Regions from separate parts of the Homo sapiens genome. Here region 1 is linked to region 2. A link is a contact called in ENCODE Hi-C or POLR2A ChIA-PET data. All regions are on one chromosome and are shown on one strand. The core of a region is the stretch at or near the end of the contact, and the rest is flanking DNA. Distances in the headings are between cores, read along the strand shown. Region 1 overlaps SORBS1 (sorbin and SH3 domain containing 1). Region 2 has its middle 40 kb from the start of SORBS1.

Region 1 (3,114 bases), core at 135-2,634, 130 kb after region 2:
TGGTTCACATTTCTTTAGGCTGAGCCTCCTTATTTCCTTCAGTCCTTCTCTATGTAATGAGGCTGAAAACATTGCTTTGTAGAAGCTCATATTTGGAGCTAGATGCGTTGCACTGAGCAATCAGTAGACAAGAGAAAATAGCACCTTAGGCAAATAAATACATTAATAATAAAAGAGTGCAGGTTCCATAAGTGGGAAAGAAAGAAAGATCATAAACACAAATTTTCATGTCTGGGTGAGTTGGGGCTGTGGAAATCTGTCATCCATTCTTTCCTAGGATCCATCCATCCTAGAAAATCTTTCTGGAGGAAGTGGGAACCATGTAAAGGACATGATGTGGCAGCTTAGCTTGTAGGGGCTGGGAAGAGGGAGAGGGAAAATTTTTCAGACAAGGGGGCACTGCTTGGGGAAGGCCTAGCAGTGAGAGTGGAAGGCAAGGGTGCTCCTTGCGTGGGTACCTTAACAAAATGGCAGTGTGGGCGGTTTGGAGAAAGGGTCACCATGGGATCTGAGGGGGCTGCTGAACTACCAGTTTTTATATCTGGGCCGTGCTGTTCCAGTGAAGTCTCTTTAGCCTAACACCTTTGTTAGAAGATGGTAAAGGGCTGGGCACGGTGGCTCACGCCTATAATACCAGCACTTTATGAGGCCGAGGCGGGTGGATCAGTTGAGGTTGGGAGTTCGCGACCAGCCAGAACAATATGGAGAAACCACATCTCTACTAAAAATACAAAATTAGCTGGGCCTGGTGGTGCATGCCTGTAATCCCAGCTACTCGGGAGGCCGAGGCAGGAGAATCGCTTGAACCAAGGAGGCGGAGGTTGTGGTGAGATGAGATCATGCCATTGCACTCCAGCCTGGGCAACAAGAGTGAAACTCTGCCTCAAAAAAAAAAAAAAAAAAAAAAAAAAAAGAAGATGGTAAAGGTTGAATTTTCTAAGAATTGATTTTGCTTCCTTTGGGAAGTTTCAGAGTATATGAATGCTCAGTTTCTCTTAAGCCCAAAGATAATTTAGAAGTCATGTTTCTGTGGAGGTTTCTTTCCCCATTGTGAGTTTAAATTTGGGGCGGCTTTTAATGCTCAATTAGAATACTTCTTATGGTTAAGTACTTTCTATTCCAAAAAACAAAAACACCTCTCAAATCCTCTGCACAAGACCTGCCTTTGAAAACATCTGGTAAAAATAACAAGTCACTTGGAAAACTGTGATTCTCAAATGGACCCCCGCCTCTTGGTTAGTGGGAAGTCACTGGGGTAAACCTTTATTTCCTGTTGCTTCCACACAGCCGGCCCTTCACGGAAATATTTCACATGTTTCCTCAGGCAGCAGGGAACCTTGAAGGGCAGACAGAGGGCTGGGGCCCCAGATAGGAACACAGTTGCTGTCTTTGCTCAATAGCGCCTCAGGGTGTGTGGAGAGCCAGCCTCTGCCTTTGAAGCTGGGCCGGCTCCCTGCCCCTAACTGCTGAAAACCCCAGCTCTCCCCAAGCCATGAGCAAGGCCCAAACTTGCCACACCTCTGGCTCTTTTTGCAAGAGAGATGTTTTAAAATAGTCTTAAATGTCAGACATATTTTTTTTCACAACATGCCTCAGACATCTCATAAATTATTCTGCAGTAAAACTTTAATAGGAATGCTTAGAAAATGAAGAGTTCTAGTCAATGGAGTTTTTGGTAACTTATACAACCGTTAACCCCAAATCACCCTACTTTTTCTACCCCAGAACTCATTGAAGAAAATAATTTAAAAATAGAGATGATTTTTCTGAACCCATGTTAGAGGCTGTCTTTGATGACTGAGGTCTTATGTTTCTTCATAATGCCATATGTTAGTTTGAACAACGTGATATTCCAATATTTGACTATTTTTTACTTTAAAAAGTTAATTTGAGATGGTTCAGTCTGATAATATGTAGGAAGTATAGGAGTTGGAGTTCAGTGTTTTCTGACCAGAATACACCGATAAAGTTGATTATTTTTTCTTAGAAAAAAAAAAAAAAAAGAAATCTGCGATATCCACCTTTCTTGCCATTTGCTTCCTTCTCTTGAATATGGGTAATTAAAGATTCTGGTTGCAGAATTTGCATGGTTGCTCAAGCTGTGTCTGCTGTCACATTGGCTCCACATTGGGGCTCTTACAAATATGTGTCACATCTATAGCTGTAGATCTAACGAGCTCTCTTTCGTGTGCACATGCTTCTGTACATGAGCCTGTGAGCCCTCCTTCCTTTTGTGGTTTTTCAGTGTTGTGGCTTAGATTTATTTCTATTTATAATGCTTACTGTCTTGATTTATTCAGTTACTAGTTCCTGAAAAGTTGGAATTTGGGAAGTTTTTTCTTTTTCTTTTTTTTTTTTTGGAGATGGAGTCTTGCTCTGTCGCCAGGCTGGAGTACAGTGGCGTGATCTTGGCTCACTGCAACCTCCACCTCCCGGGTTCAAGTGATTCTCCTGCCCCAGCCTCCTGAGTAGCTGGGATTACAGGCGCCTGCCACTACAGCCAGCTAATTTTTTGTATTTTTAGTAGAGACGGGGTTTCACCATGTTGGCCAGGCTGGTCTCGAACTCCTGACGTCGTGATTAGCCCACCTCGGCCTCCCAGTGTGCTGGGATTACAGGCGTGAGCCGCTGTGCCCGGCCAGAATTTTTTTTTTTTTCGAGTCTTGCACTGTTGCCCAGGCTGGAGTGCAGTAGCGTGATCTTGGCTCACTGCAACCTCCGCCTCTCGTGTTTAAGCGATTCTCCTGCCTCAGCCTCCCAAGTAGCTGGGATTACAGGCACCCACCAGCATGTCCAGCTAATTTTTTTGTATTTTTAGTAGATATGGGGTTTCACTATGTTCGTCAGGCTGATCTCAAACTCCTGACCTCGTGATCCGCCTGCCTCGGCCTCCCAAAGTGCTGGGATTACAGGCGTGAGCCACCACGCCCAGCCCAGAATTTTTAATTATTGGGACAGAGATAGATAATTTGAGCTGGGGCTGTCCTAACAAGTCTGGAATATGTGCTACATCACAGAATCATGATCATCAATGCCCAAAGTGGTGCTGCATAGATGCCTTTTTGCCCATAGGAAGATTCAATGATATTTAGATGCTAGCATACTTCGTTTCAT
Region 2 (2,942 bases), core at 359-2,858:
AAACTTGCCCTAGGCAGAGGCTACAGACTAAGGGTCAGTAGGAAATGAGGCTAGAGAAAGCTAAATGTAAGAAACAAAGTATAGGAAAAGCCATCTATTTTTAAACTGATGGCTTGATGGGGGTTGTTATGGACTAAATGTTTGTGCCCTTCCCAAATTCCTTCGTTGAAGTCCTACCCCTCAATGTGATGGTGTTTGGAGACGGGGCCTTTGGGAGGTAATTAGGGTTAGATGAGGTCGTGAGGGTGGGGCCCTCATGGTGGGATTGGTGCTTTCGTAAGAGATGCCACGTCTCTCAACAAACTGTTGAGTAAAAAGTAAAATAAGAGACTCTAGAGACCTTGACCTCCTGCCCTTCATGTGAGGACACAGTGAGAAGACAAAACAGTCTCCTGCAAGCTAGGAAGCAGGGCCCTCACCAGACACCGAACTGGCCAGCACCTTGATCTTGGACTTCCCAATCTCCAGACTGAAAAATAAATTTCTGTTGTTTGATCCACCTAGTCTATGATATTTTGTTATGGCAGCCCAAGCAGACAAAAACAGGAATAATTGTCTTGGAGATACCTGCATTTTAGAAAAGGAGTCCTAATATTTCAAAGAATTGGCCAGAGTGGCATAGTGGAAAGAGTATGGATTTGGAAGTCATATGACTTGCACTCCCATCTATAAATTGTAGGAATTTGCAGGATTGTTTTTTGCTGCAATGAGCCTCAATTTCCTTATTTGGAAAAAAGTAGACAGTTAATACTTACCTTGAAGACTCCTGTCAGTAAATAATCAGATAATGGACCGGACACCTAGCTCATGGAAGAAGCACCATCCAGGTTGGCCACAATTAGCCACATCTGGCATATCTGTCTTTGTATCCCCCACTGAGCCCAGCAAGGTGCAATGCACACAGATGCTCACTGAGTAGCTTTGAAACAGGCTACTTGGGCAGAGCTATAGAGATGGAGGGGGCTTTCTCTGAGATCCATGGACCATTAGGGACACTGGTATGAGGCTGGCAGTCTAAGACGATCAAGTCGTCCCTGACCCCAACTTATTTCTAAACCACTGAAGAGTGTCATTGTTCTCTCTTCCTTATGAAAGTGTCCTGTGGAGTCTCCTGTAGTAGAATTGAGTTAAATGTTACAATGTCTTTTCCACTAGCACTTCTGGCAAAAATCGATGAATAACTTCATAACTACCTTAAGGGCACCTCATTTAAGTTTGCAGATCTCTGCTATTTTACAGAACTCTGCTATTAGGGAGAATGAGATTTTAAAGCCTCATTCAGTATCCAGTGAGCACCCACTACGTGCCAGATGCTGGGGATAAGAGACATTCCCTCCACCTGATGGTCCAAACGTTGATCTGTCTGAGAATTGCTGCTCTAAATTCAGGTAATTCTTATCCTTAAGTCCCACCCTTTACAGCCTATTTTACCCTAATCCCTAGGAGAAACCCTTTGGCCAATAGGAAAACACCAAACTAGGCAGCTATGATCCCATACTGAAGGCAGGAGGAGTCACCATAACCTAAGAAAACCAACTTGCTCTTTATTCCATCTGGCCCCAGGATTCCTCTAACGCTAGAGGGCAGTCGGGTCCCATGGACCTAAGGAAGTCGGCCTGCTCTTCCTCAATGCCCAGCAAATTATCCCCTCCCGATCCTCAGGCTGCTCTCCTGGAAATGAAGTGCTGGATCAGTAAAATAACTTCCAGAGATCCTCTTCCTTACAGGGTAAGAGCACAGGCCTTTTCAGTTTAGAGGCAGAATAGGGTTTGGACCTTGATTCTAACACCTACTAGTTGTTTGACCTGGGGAAAGTGTCTTAACTTCTCTGAATTTTGATGATACGTATCCATAAATGGTTTTGCGAGAGTAAATGTAAAGCACTCAGCACGGTATTCAGCATATGGTTAACCTTTAATAACTATTGGCTGTTACTGTTTATGATTCTAAGGAATGGCTTTCTCTTAGTTTTCAACATTGCTTTTTTTTTTCCCCTTTGAGACAGGGGTCTCACTCTGTCACCCAGACTGGTCTCAAACTCAACTCCTGGACTCAAGCAATCTTTCTATCTCAGCTCCTGAATAGTTAGGATTACAAGTGCATGCCACCGCACCAGGCCCTACGTTTCTCTTTTATTTAAAGTCCAAGCATCAATTCCTAGGACATAAAGTGAGGACATTCTTAGGACAGATCTACTATGTACTAAGCACCATGTACTAAGCATCATAGTAAGGGGGCTAGATGAATTATGCATGATGCCACAATAATCTGAGTAGGGGAATTGTTACCCCTATTTTACAGGTATAGAACCTAAAGATCAGTAAATTCCCCAAGATCACACTGTAGCGGAGGAACCTGGATTTGAACCCAAGACAACAGAGCTTCAAAACTCTTCACCACCACAGGGGGCATAGCAGTAGTGTTTTCCCAGAAGCTTCTTGTACCTTATCCCAAAGGCAAGTTGTAAGGCTGAAGAAGGAGGTTGCCATAGCTACTAACTGGACCCCTTTTCACGTAATCAGATCCTCAGTCTGCCCCAGTTTTGCAAGAGGAGCTGCTTGTCTGGAAACTCTCCTCAACACCTGCCCCTGGAGGGAGCCGACTGTGTCTGAATTATTTAGAGAGTCTCTAGACACTTGATATAATGAGCAGGTGTGGATGCTTCTCTGACTTCCCCCACATGCCTTTACTTACCTCCTTTCCCCTCCCCCAAGTTGCCTATGAGGAAAAAGGAGGCATCATCCGTTTCCTCACTGTAGATGTGTCTGCCTCATCTTCATTTTTCATCCCGAAGTCTGTTTGTAAGAAGTGGACCACTTTCTTTGCAAATATCAAAAATCATATTGATTTCCATTGAAATTGGTGGTGTAAATTGACCCTAACTAGTAAATGCATAACTTGGCCAGGAGTGGTGGCTCATGCCTGTAATTCCAGCATCTTGG

The links. A loop is a pair of places that touch in the nucleus more often than their neighbours do. ChIA-PET counts read pairs that join two places held with the same protein, here RNA polymerase II (POLR2A). Pooled maps may share reads with other maps.
Region 1: a map of HepG2 shows a loop between it and region 2 (10-fold over the local background). The contact joins two enhancer-like sites. A Hi-C loop is called at or near these places in 5 of 168 maps with a recorded cell type or tissue (HepG2, MCF 10A, Right ventricle myocardium inferior and 2 more), 1 of 37 single-sample maps with no recorded cell type and 7 of 50 pooled maps. POLR2A ChIA-PET finds 5 or more read pairs at or near these places in 3 of 52 experiments (AG04450, MCF 10A and OCI-LY7).

What each region holds. Positions count from the first base shown.
Region 1 is chr10:95,465,686-95,468,799 of GRCh38, reverse strand. All of the region lies in intron 2 of SORBS1 (sorbin and SH3 domain containing 1), which reads left to right. Among named protein-coding and RNA genes, the nearest start is that of SORBS1, 94 kb to the left of the region's middle. Within about 2 kb of position 1,384, at least 17 of the 41 ENCODE cell types and tissues checked have a DNase peak (open chromatin) inside an H3K27ac peak, as active enhancers do.
Region 2 is chr10:95,599,962-95,602,903 of GRCh38, reverse strand. No RefSeq gene overlaps it. Among named protein-coding and RNA genes, the nearest start is that of SORBS1, 40 kb to the right of the region's middle. Within about 2 kb of position 1,608, at least 4 of the 41 ENCODE cell types and tissues checked have a DNase peak (open chromatin) inside an H3K27ac peak, as active enhancers do.